Regions from separate parts of the Homo sapiens genome. Here region 1 is linked to region 2. Evidence: read pairs that join two places in POLR2A ChIA-PET (ENCODE). Cell type or tissue: PC-3. All regions are shown on one strand. Each heading gives the region's core, and the rest is flanking DNA. Links, peaks and the distances in the headings are about the cores only. Region 1 has its middle 160 kb from the start of MIR4642. Region 2 overlaps RUNX2 (RUNX family transcription factor 2).

Region 1 (5,382 bases), core at 54-5,053, 800 kb after region 2:
CTAAAAAGGAAGGGAGGAAAGGAAATGCAATGGAAATGGCCAAGCATCTCTGGAAGCTGGAGAGTTGAAAGGCAAGGACAGGGACGCAGCCCTTGTCTTTTCTGTTGGCTCTCTTCACAGCTGTTTTCATTTTGCCAAATGTACTGGAATTAGAATGCTGATTAGAATTAGAATCTCAGTTTGAGCCTTCAAACAGGACTTTCTCTCATTAGGGGACTGCATCTCATCAGCCACTCAACAACCAACACATGGTTACCACTTGCCCGGACAGCAGTACCCCTTGCCCATCGCAAATGCATCCAGAGACTACGTCTTTCTGCCTGAAGTTGATTCTTCTAGAAACCAGGAAAGTATTGGTCCTCTGTACCTCCCCAGAGCCCTAATTCCCTGAACCACCGACGATCACCTGCCACTCCTGGCACAGGACACCCTCAGCCTAACTTTCAGCTGTTCCTCTTTCCTGTTTCAGTGCCTTCCCCAGGTGCCAGACCCTCCTGGACACCACCCTGTCCCTCTGACTTTTTCTGGGGAGAGGTAACATTTGCTGAGCAGCTAGATGCCCCAGATACTCTGCTAAGCACCTCACAGTCACCATCACATTCAATCTCCATGACCCAAATGCAGAGAGAGAGGTAACTTCCTGGTCACCCAGATGGCTCTTGTAAGAATGAAAATTTTAAATAATCTCTGTTAGCACCAAAACCCATGCTCATCTTAAATCCTTTCTTTCCTACTTTCCCCAACTCAGAATGTAACTGTCAACCTTTCTAAACCTTTGAGTCTAGCTCTCTGATAATTAAAAAAGCCAATAACTTAATAAGCACTAAGTTGTTCATAGTTGAGAATGGTTTTAAACAGTGGTATCTGACCTGTGGACTATGGGTCCCTTGTGTCCTTAGAATGGACACAAACTGCAAACACTTTGTGAATCCATAATGCATCAGGTAGTGTCAGTATATTGCATAAATTGATACAAATAGAGAATGTAACATCCTATTTGTCAAATGGATATGGATTAATAAAGTACAGTTCATTTTAAAGAACTGTATTTTCCAAGTACAGCTATTATCACATATGCATCTATGAAATGTTTTGAGCTTAAAGCGGCCTCCCTACTGAAAAAAGGTTAGGAATCATGGATTAAAATATCACACAGCCCCTATCCAAATCTCAGCATCCTCAAGTTATAGACATTCAGCTCACTCAACAGGTGTTTGTTGGGTGCTCACCATATGCTAGACGTGTTCCTAGATACTGGGGTTATATCAGTGAAATATTACGTTGGTGCAAAAGTAATTGCTGTTTTTGCCATTAAAAGTAATGGCCACCCACGTCCTAATGTAGGCCATGCTGCAATTACTTTCGCACCAACGTAATAACAAACAAAAATGCCTGTCCTCCTAGAACGTACAGTCTGGTAGGAGGGGCCAGAAAATAATAAATAGGCAAAGTATATTGTATGTTAGGTGAAAAGTACAATAAAAATAAAATAGGGGCCAGGCACAGTGGCTCACACCTATAATCCCAGTACTTTGGGAAGCTGAGGCAGGAGGATCGCTTGAGACCGGGAGTCCAAGGCTGTAGTGAGCCATGATCACACCACTGCATTCCAGCCTGGTCAACACAGTGAGACCCTGTCTCAAATAAATAAATAAATAGGAAGTTTTGGGTGGCAGGACTGCAGTTTTAAATATGATGGTCAAGGTAGATCTCACTGCAATGTGGTTTGAGCATGGGAACAGTTCATGATGGGCCTTCTAGTAACATTCTCAAGCCAAAGACTTCACTCTGGATAGGCATTTCAGAATTTTAGAAAGATGATGGGGAAGATGGTAGATGATCTACAGAAGCTCTTAGCACCCCACAAAGATTCCTCACAGCCTGCCTGTAAGCACCGTCCATTGTGCCTCGCCTCATGGAAACACAAAGGGACTGCATGACTTTGATCTTTCCGTTTCATAAAGACATACTATAAAGTTCCTTCCTGCATGCCCTCGTGTGGGAGAGCATGGGCCCCAGCCTTGTTCCTTGTGATCTTTTTAGGTCAAGATGCTGGATCCCTCACCGTGGAGCCAGCCACACCCAAGCAGGCCCTCCACCCCAGGAACACTCCCGTTCCTTCACTGCTTGCCCTGAGCCCTTCACACCCAGCACCCTCACTGTTGTCTTGTCTGCTCTGGCCAACCTGGCAGCATTTGCCAGCTTTATACTCCCCTCCACCTGTACCCTAATGTACGCCATGCCCTTTTTCACTCCCGACTGGTCAAGCACAGATGGCCTTGACATTCACATGTATTCAAACTCCAAAAAGCAGGTGTCTTTACAGGCCCCAGTCATTGAGAATCCTGAGTTTTCCAAATCTATCTTTACACCCTAAGCTAACCATCCTTTAGATAATCAGTAACACTTTCTCTTTTGCAGATCTCTTTTTCTCCAGAAACAAAAGGACTGAGATGCACCCACAAGGGATGAACAGGGGATGCTGGCTGCACAGGTGGCTCCTTCCTCCATGCTGCCCGTGGCAGAGGTGATTCAAACCCGATCAGCAGATTCCTACTTAACTCCTGGGGATGACCAAACTTAGGAACTACAGATGTTCTACCTGTGAACACCAAGGACCAACCAAATGGGAGCTGCTTGCCTGTGCCCTTCATGTCTGACAATCTATGAAAGCCCCCTCATGGTCCCTCCCCAGGAATCAGGTGGGCTGTCTGGGCCCATGGGTGTCACTCACAGGCCCAGGGTGGATGCAGTGTAGGAGGAGCTCTCAGATTTCTTCCCTTGGGGAAGGGAACCAAGACATGCAGGACATTAAGGATCAGGAACTGAAAACAAAATGTTTTGGAGTAGAAAGAAGGGTTCTCTTGGGCCTTTGGTAAGAGGAGGATGTCCCTGAGAAAGCAAGAGAGAAATAGACAGAAAAGTGTAGAAGAGGAAGACCAACAACCCAGAAAGAGAGTTCCAGAAACCTAATTGATATTCTTGATTTCACTGCCTGGCCTTGGTGCCTTCTGGCTTGGTCTGCTTTCAGTGGGTTTCTAGTCCTTGAAACCAGGATAATCTGTATGATGGCCCTGCCCGGGCCCCAAAGTCTTGTGCATCAAGCTGCTCCCCACAGCTGTCAGGGCTGGCCTGGGCTGCATGCTCTGAACCAGGCAGCTGGGGGCCCACAGGGATGCCAGGGGTGCAGGGGAGGGCCCATGTTCCCAGGAAAAGTTGCCTGTCTGCAGGTCTGCACTTTGCCTCAGTTTCCTGACTTTCCCTCCAGGTCTCTCATCTGGGCCTGTGTTCTAGCACATTTCAGTCCCGGTTTTACATTCTTCAACGTCTTTTTCTTTATTATAATAGCAATTTTCTTCTGATCAGAACAATGGTTACCTGTGGGAGATACATGAGGGAAGCTTCTGGGGTGCTGGTAAATGTTCCACCTTTCTTTTCTCTCTCTCTCTCTTCCTTTAAGAGACAAGGTCTCACTCTGTTGCCTAGGCTGAAGTGCGGTGGCGCAATTATAGCGCACTGCAGCCTAGAACTCCTGGGCTCAAGAGATCCTCCTGCCTTAGCCTCCCCAGTAGGTGGAAATGCACCACCACACCTAGCTAAACTTTTTTTGTATTTTTTGTAAAGATAGGATCTTGCTATGCTGCCCAGGTTGGTCTTGAACTAGTGGCTTCAAGGAGTCGTCTCATCTTCGACTCCCAAAGTGCTCAGGTTGGTCTTGAACTCCTGGCCTCAAGCGATCCTCCCACCTCAGCCTCCCAAAGTGCTGGAATTACAGGCATGAACCACCATGCCTGGCCAATGTTCCGTTTCTTGGACTTGGTGGTGGTAAAAAGGAGTTGACTTTGTAACCATTCAGTAAGCTGTGCTTATATGCTTATGCATTTCTAGATGTATATTATTTATTACAAAAAAAGAATAAATTTGAAAGTGAAGACATTTCCCCAGCCTTTGAAGAGGTTGCAGTCTCCTTAGGGAGGGGGAGCTGAAGGGAGAGGGAAGAGAAGTGTTGAGAAGCCTGTCCATCCTCCCTTCTCCTCTGTCCCTTCTGCCCACCAGTCTCATCTGTCCCCACTGCACCTGCTTCCTAGGCCTTGCTGGACCACTCTCCTGCCCAGAGGCCTCCTCCTCCCCAGCACCTTGCTCTTGCCCTTCCCTCCTGGTTTCTCTTCCTCCCCTCCTTCCCACAGGCCTCCCTGGTAACCCACAGCCTCCGCGCCTGCCTCTGTCTTTCTATCTTTGTCCCCGATTGCCGACTTTCAGTTCTGGATACACAGATGGTGTTCTCTCCCCACCTCTGAGGTCCCCTCCCTCGTCTCTTTTTCAATGTCTTGGTGACAGACCCTCCCCTCTCCCCACAAACCCCAATCCAAACATCACCTGAGGTCAAAGCAAGTGAGCTTTGGCTCAGAGGGAGATGAGTGGGAACGAAGCAGGGGCCTTAGTTATTGCTGTTAATGTGAACAGCTAAAAATCATGGCAGATCTGGAAATGTTTCCATGTCCTGAGGGCCTTCCACCTGGAACAGGACTAGAACTGATGGAGAGGCAAAAAAGAAGCTTCAAACAAATGGAAAGTCAAGTTATATGGGGTCTTGGATAGGAATACTCAATGTAAAAAAAAAAAAAGATGTCAATCTTTCCTCAATTAATGTTTTAATTTAATGAAATTCCAATAAAATACTAATGTATTTTTTGAACTAGATTATCTGATTCTAAATTTCATATGGAAAATAAGCAAATAAGAATAGCCTAGTCACCTCTGAAAAAGCAGAGAAATGAGGGAGTCCTGCACTACTAGACATTAAAACATATTCAGTGTTCTGAAAGAACTCTGACACTGGCATATATGCAGATTAACAGACGGCACAGAATAGAAATACCAGAAATGCACCCAAATAATACAAGATGGTGTTATGATAAAAGTAGCACTTCAAATCACTGTTAAAAAAAAAAGTCAATTATTCATTATTCAATAGATGATATCAGTATATCTTGGTAGCAAGCTAGATAAAAATAAGCTTAGACTCAATTAGAAACTTTAAAATTAATCAAAGACTTAAACAAAAGATAATAAAACTATAAAAGTACTAGAAGACATGGGAGAATTCTTTTAAAATCTTGGCATAAAGAGGGTCTTTCTAATGACAGCATATCCATATTATAAAAGGAAAGGCTGATTCGACTATATGAAAATCAAAACTTCAATGTGGCAAACAGACAACAAAAAACACCTAAGGAAAAAATTTTTAAAAAAGCAAATAAACATGTCAAAATAGGAAAAAGCATTTGCAACTTATCTCATTGACAACGAGCTGGTCTCTATAATAAATAAAAAGCTCCTAAAAATTAATAGAAAAATGACGAACACCACAGTACAAAAGTG
Region 2 (5,382 bases), core at 133-5,132:
GTCTTTGTGAAGATGGTGTCTTTCAATAATAGAAATCAAGGAAAACGGCTGGGTTCTAAGTGTAAATAGATGCAGAGAGACTGAAATAAAAAAATACATAAGACAATGGGAAGAACCCAAATTTATTGGAGTCAGGGAATTAGAACTAGAGGTGATCACAAGACTGTAAACTTTCAGGAATTTGGAGAAGTCTTGGGGAGGGCATCAGATTTTGCACAAGGTGTGAATAGGGATTTAAGCCCATTTATCTAGATCATTTAAGGAACAGGCAAATACCAGTTGACAAGTAAATTACCACTTCGTTTCTCAGTTACCATTTACTGGAACTAGAGGTGTTCTATCACTAGAGGCAATATTTGTGGTGGGAAAAAGGCAGGAAAGGAAGGAAGAAGTTAGACAGGAAAGAAAACCCGAACTTGTCATAAAGGATCCAGCCACTGCCAATGGTTCTCCTCTCTTTTCTCCACCTTCCCTCACGCCTCTCTAATTTCCCTTCCTCCCTCTGTCTCCCCTCCTTCCTTCCTTCCTTCCTTCCCTCATTCCCTCCTTCCTTCCTTCCTTCCCTCATTCCCTCCTTCTTTCCTTCCTTCCTTCTTTCCTTCCTTCCCTCCCTCCCTCCTTCCTTCCCTCCCTCCTCCTTTCCTTCCTTCCTTTTTTCCTTCCTTCCTTCCCTCCCTCCTTCTTTCCTTCCTTCCCTCCCTCCTTTCCTTCTTTCCTTCCCTCCCTCCCTCCTTCTTTCCTTCCTTTCTTCCCTCCCTCCCTCCTTTCTTTCCTTCCTTCCTTCCTTTCTAAAGAAAATGAATTCATCTTTCTAAAGAAAATGAATTTCAAGGTACAGTGCAAACAATATGGCTGGAGGCATTTTAAAAATAAGAATGTATTATATTCAATCTCCCTCCCTCCTTCTTTCCTTCCTTCCTTCCTTCCTTCCTTACTTCCCTCCCTCCTTCCTTCCTTCCCTCCTTTCCTCCCTCCCTCCCTCCTTCCTTCCTTTCCTCTCTTCCTTTCTCTCTTTCCCCACTTGCCTCCCTACCTCCCTCTCTTCTTTCTTTCTTTCTTTGGAGAGTGAAAGAAAGAAACAGGGAGAGATAGAAATGAGAGAGAAGGTGGCTCACGCCTGTAATCCCAGCACTTTGGGAGGCCAAGGTGGGCAGATCATGAGGTCAGGAGTTCAAGACTACCCTGACCAACATGGTGAAACCCCGTCTCTACTAAAAATACAAAAATTAGCTGGGCGTGGTGGTGCACGCCTGTAATCTCAGCTACTCAGTAGGCTGAGGCAGGAGAATCGCTTGAACTCAGGAGGTGGAGGTTGCAGTGAGCCAAGATCGTGCCACTACACTCCAGCCTGGGTGACAGAGCGAGACTCCATCTCAAAAAAAAAAAAAAAAAAAAAAAAAAAAGGAAAGAAAAGAAAGAAATGAGAAAGAAGAGAGAAACAGGAAGACAAAAAAGGGAAAGGGGGAAGAGAAAAAGAAGCCACTTTGGGAGATGGGCAATTCTCTCTGCCTCCAATGCTGATCTTCCTCAATTTCTGCTTCCATCTTGACACTATTCATTAGTAGAAATACAGATGAAGAGAGGAGGAAACAAACTGGGGTCAGGGGAGTAGAAAAATGGGAGGGAAGAGGAGAGAAACTTATGTGAATAATATCACTAATTTTTCTAATTGAGTCCCAGCAACTCAAACTCACTGTTACAGGTAGCTCAATGATTTTTTTATCCCTAACTAGAAATTTATTTACAGCTTGCTTTTGTAAACAAAAGCTTCAAACATCTTTTCTGCAAGAGAATACAGCCCTCAAGAGTTACATAGATATTATATTAAATATAGGCTTTTCATTTACCAGGTGTGTGACTTGGGAAAATTACATAGCCACAGTGTGTCTCAACGTCCTCATGTCTAAAATGGGACCAATAATACCTACTTTCTTAGATTGTTGTGATAATTAGAGATGAGTTGTATTAGAGCACATGCCACATGGCACTTATTAAAAGATAGCTATTAATGTTATAAGGAGGAAAGCCCTAAGTTGGAACTCTAGATGACAAACTAGCATGAAGGTTAAAGGAGCTCTTTTGAAGGACTGACTGACTTCAAGATAAAGATCTAAGGTGAGTCAGAAAAAAATGTTCTACATAAGTCAGGGGATGAATGATGCCAGATTGTGGTCAAGAAATACTTGTTAAAATTGAAGGATTAGTAATGAAGTTACCATATTGTATGTACTTGCCAATTTCTTTAAAATCTTCACATATCTTTTGAACATTTGTAATGTTATATATATTGGTTTCAAAAGAAAGCCTATATATATAAATATTTTAAGGAAAAATTGAGGGGAGAAAATGCAGCTAAACTGCCTCTTTGTTAATCAGACTTAAAGCTGAAGTCTCACTGTTCAGACTCTTAACAACTTCAATGATAATAGCTCATGCTTACTGAGCACTTATTGTGATCAGGCAGTGTGTGAAGAGCTCTGCATGGATCGTCTCATCTACCTCCCACTACAACTCTAGGCAGCAAGTACAGTTAATAGGTGAGGAACCCGGGGCCTAATAAACAGGCTAAGTAACTTTCCTAAGTGCACACTGAAAGCAGTGAAGCCAAGGCAATCTGAATCTATAGCTTACACCCTTAACTGCTATATTCTATGTCCATGTGTCCCAGAGCCAAAGAGGCAGCCCAACAAAACCACTGGCAAAGTCCTAAGGAGAAAATAATTTCACACAGACTGGATATCCAAAACTGAGTGTAAATCATCCACTGAACACTCAAAATGTTCTAGGCACAATGCTAGGTTCAATGTCACACGCAGGGAACACTAAAATGAGATAAGATCCTCCCTGCCTCGAAGACCTCAATAGGTCAATATTGTTATTCCATTGTGTTGTTTATATTTAATGTTATAAGTTTAAAAATGATTAATTGCACCAACTATATTAAGTATATATGCATGATTCTTGCATAAAATATCAAATTCAATCAAAATAATTTATCAGTAATTCTTTAATTTTGGTCCCTTAAAATATTACGTGACTAGCAAAAGATTTGAATAGACATTTTGCCAAAGAAAGTGTAAAAATGGCTAATATACCATTTTTGAAATACTAATAAGTATCATGAATCTGGCATCACTAGTCATTAGGGGAAAGCAAATTAAAACATTATGAGACACGATTTCACACCCACTGGGATGGCTATAATCAGACAGACAATAACAAATGTTAGCAAGGATGCTGTGACACAGAAACTCTCAAATATTATTGGTGAGAATGGTAAATGGTACCATTTCCAAACTGCTACTTTGGAAAACAGTTGGATCTTTTTAAAAGTTTGAAATATATGCCGGGCATGGTTGCTCACGCCTGTAATCCCAGCACTTTGGGAGGCGGAGGTGGGCAGATCACAAGGTCACGAGATCGAGACCATCCTGGCTAAGACGTTGAAACCCCATCTCTACTAAAAAAAAAAGTAGAAAAAATTAGCCGGACGTGGTGGTGGGCCCCTGTAGTCCCAGCTACTTGGGAGGCTGAGGCAGGAGAATGGCATGAACCCTGGAGGCAGAGCTTGCAGTGAGCTGCGATCGCGCCACTGCACTCCAGCCTGGGCGACAGAGCGAGACTCAGTCTCAAAAAAAAAAAAAAGTTTTAAATATAAATTTACCATATGACCCAGAAATTCTACTCTTAGGTTTATCCCCAAGAGAAATAAAAACATATATACTACATATATATACTATACACATATCTACACAAAAATTTGGACAAAGTATGTATAAGCATTTTTTATAGCAGCATTATTCATAATAGCCAAAAAGTGGAAATGATCCAAATGTCCATCAACTGGTGAATGGATAAATAAAATATACTGTATCTGTTCAATGGATATTGTTATTCAGTGATATAAAGGAATAAAATACTGATACATGTTACAAAATGGATGAAGGTTGAAAACACTGTGGTAAGTGAAAGACACCAGTCACAAATGGCCACATATTATATAATTCTATTTATATGAAATGTCCAAAGTCAGAAAGAAGATTAGTGGGATGGGTACAGTGGTTTACACCTGTAATCCCAGCACTTTGGGAGATCAAGGCAAGAGGATCGCTGGAGCCCAGGAATTTGAGAGCAGGCTGAACAACATAGCGAGACCCTGTCTCTACAATAAATTTAAAAATTAGCTGGGCATGGTACCACATGCCTGTAGTCCCAGCTATTTGGGAGGCTGAGGCAGGAGGACGGTTTGGGTCCAGGAATTCAAGAATGCAGTGAGCTATAATGGTGCCACTGAACTCTAGAAAGTAGACTAGTGGTTGTCTAGGGCTGGCATGGGAGCATAAATGAAATGGGAATTAACAATCCTTTTAGGATGATGCAAACCTTCTAAAACTGGATTATGGTGATGGTTACACATCTCGGTAAATGTACTAAAGCCATTGAATTATACAACAATTTCATGATATGTAAATATGATATGTAATTATACCTCAATGATTGTTTTAAAATTATAAAATATTATTATATGACTAAAATTCTCAGGCTTTTATGTAATATCTGAGAATTAGTATGGAATCTATTTCCATTTTATAAAATGCTTATTTTGACAGATGCATATTATGGTATCTATTAGGAGAGTTTTTTATACTAAAGCTTTATAATTGCTTGTCACTAGGTGATGTCACTTCAGATTGAAACTGTCTTTATTCTAAAGCAATTACCCAATTAAGAAATCTTTTCATAATCTTTTACTAATTAATATAGTGGGTTGAAAATGTTTTGGGTTAAGGCTGGTGCAGTAACTCATGCCTATAATCCCAGCACTTTGGGAGGCCGAGGCCAGTGGATCACTTGAGGCCAGGAGTTTGAGACCAGCCTGGCCAACATGGTGAAATCCGTCTCTACTAAAAATACAAAAAAATTAGCTGGGTGTCGTGTCACATGCCTGTAATCCCAGCTATTTGGGAGGCTGAGGCATGATTGCTTGAATCCAGGAAGTGGAGGTTGCAGTGAGCCAAGATCAAGATGGTGCCACTTCACTCCAGCCTGGGCAACAGAACAAGACCCTGTCTCAAAAAAGTCTTGGGTTAAATAGTGTATGACTCATTTGAAATGCTTACTTTTATAGTTTATAATGTAAGGTAAAGAACCATAGAAATTGCCTCCTCTTTTGCTAAATTTTTGTCACACATTTTCCCCTAAATTTTTTGTTATATGTTCTTATTTTACTCTCTTCTTATGTTTTAGGAAGAATTTGTATTACTCTCATTTTATAGAAGAGGATATATGAGCTCATATGGGTTCAGTAATTCAACTAAAATAACCTAACACCTAGGAGGTTTAAGAACCAGATTTGAGCATAAAACAGTATGTCATTCTATC

The links. Peaks named below come from ENCODE experiments on the same cell type or tissue, not always from the same donor. Only the 100,000 strongest peaks of a DNase experiment are listed, where the experiment ranks them.
Region 1: POLR2A ChIA-PET joins it to region 2 with 5 read pairs; 2 of 35 experiments call an interaction of 5 or more read pairs at or near these places.

Annotation. Positions count from the first base shown.
Region 1 is chr6:44,597,700-44,603,081 of GRCh38, reverse strand. No RefSeq gene overlaps it. Among named protein-coding and RNA genes, the nearest start is that of MIR4642, 160 kb to the right of the region's middle. In PC-3, for the core only: no CTCF peak of the experiment used is centred there; no DNase peak of the experiment used is centred there.
Region 2 is chr6:45,395,371-45,400,752 of GRCh38, reverse strand. All of the region lies in intron 2 of RUNX2 (RUNX family transcription factor 2), which reads right to left. Among named protein-coding and RNA genes, the nearest start is that of SUPT3H, 20 kb to the right of the region's middle. In PC-3, for the core only: no CTCF peak of the experiment used is centred there; a DNase peak (open chromatin) is centred at 2,132.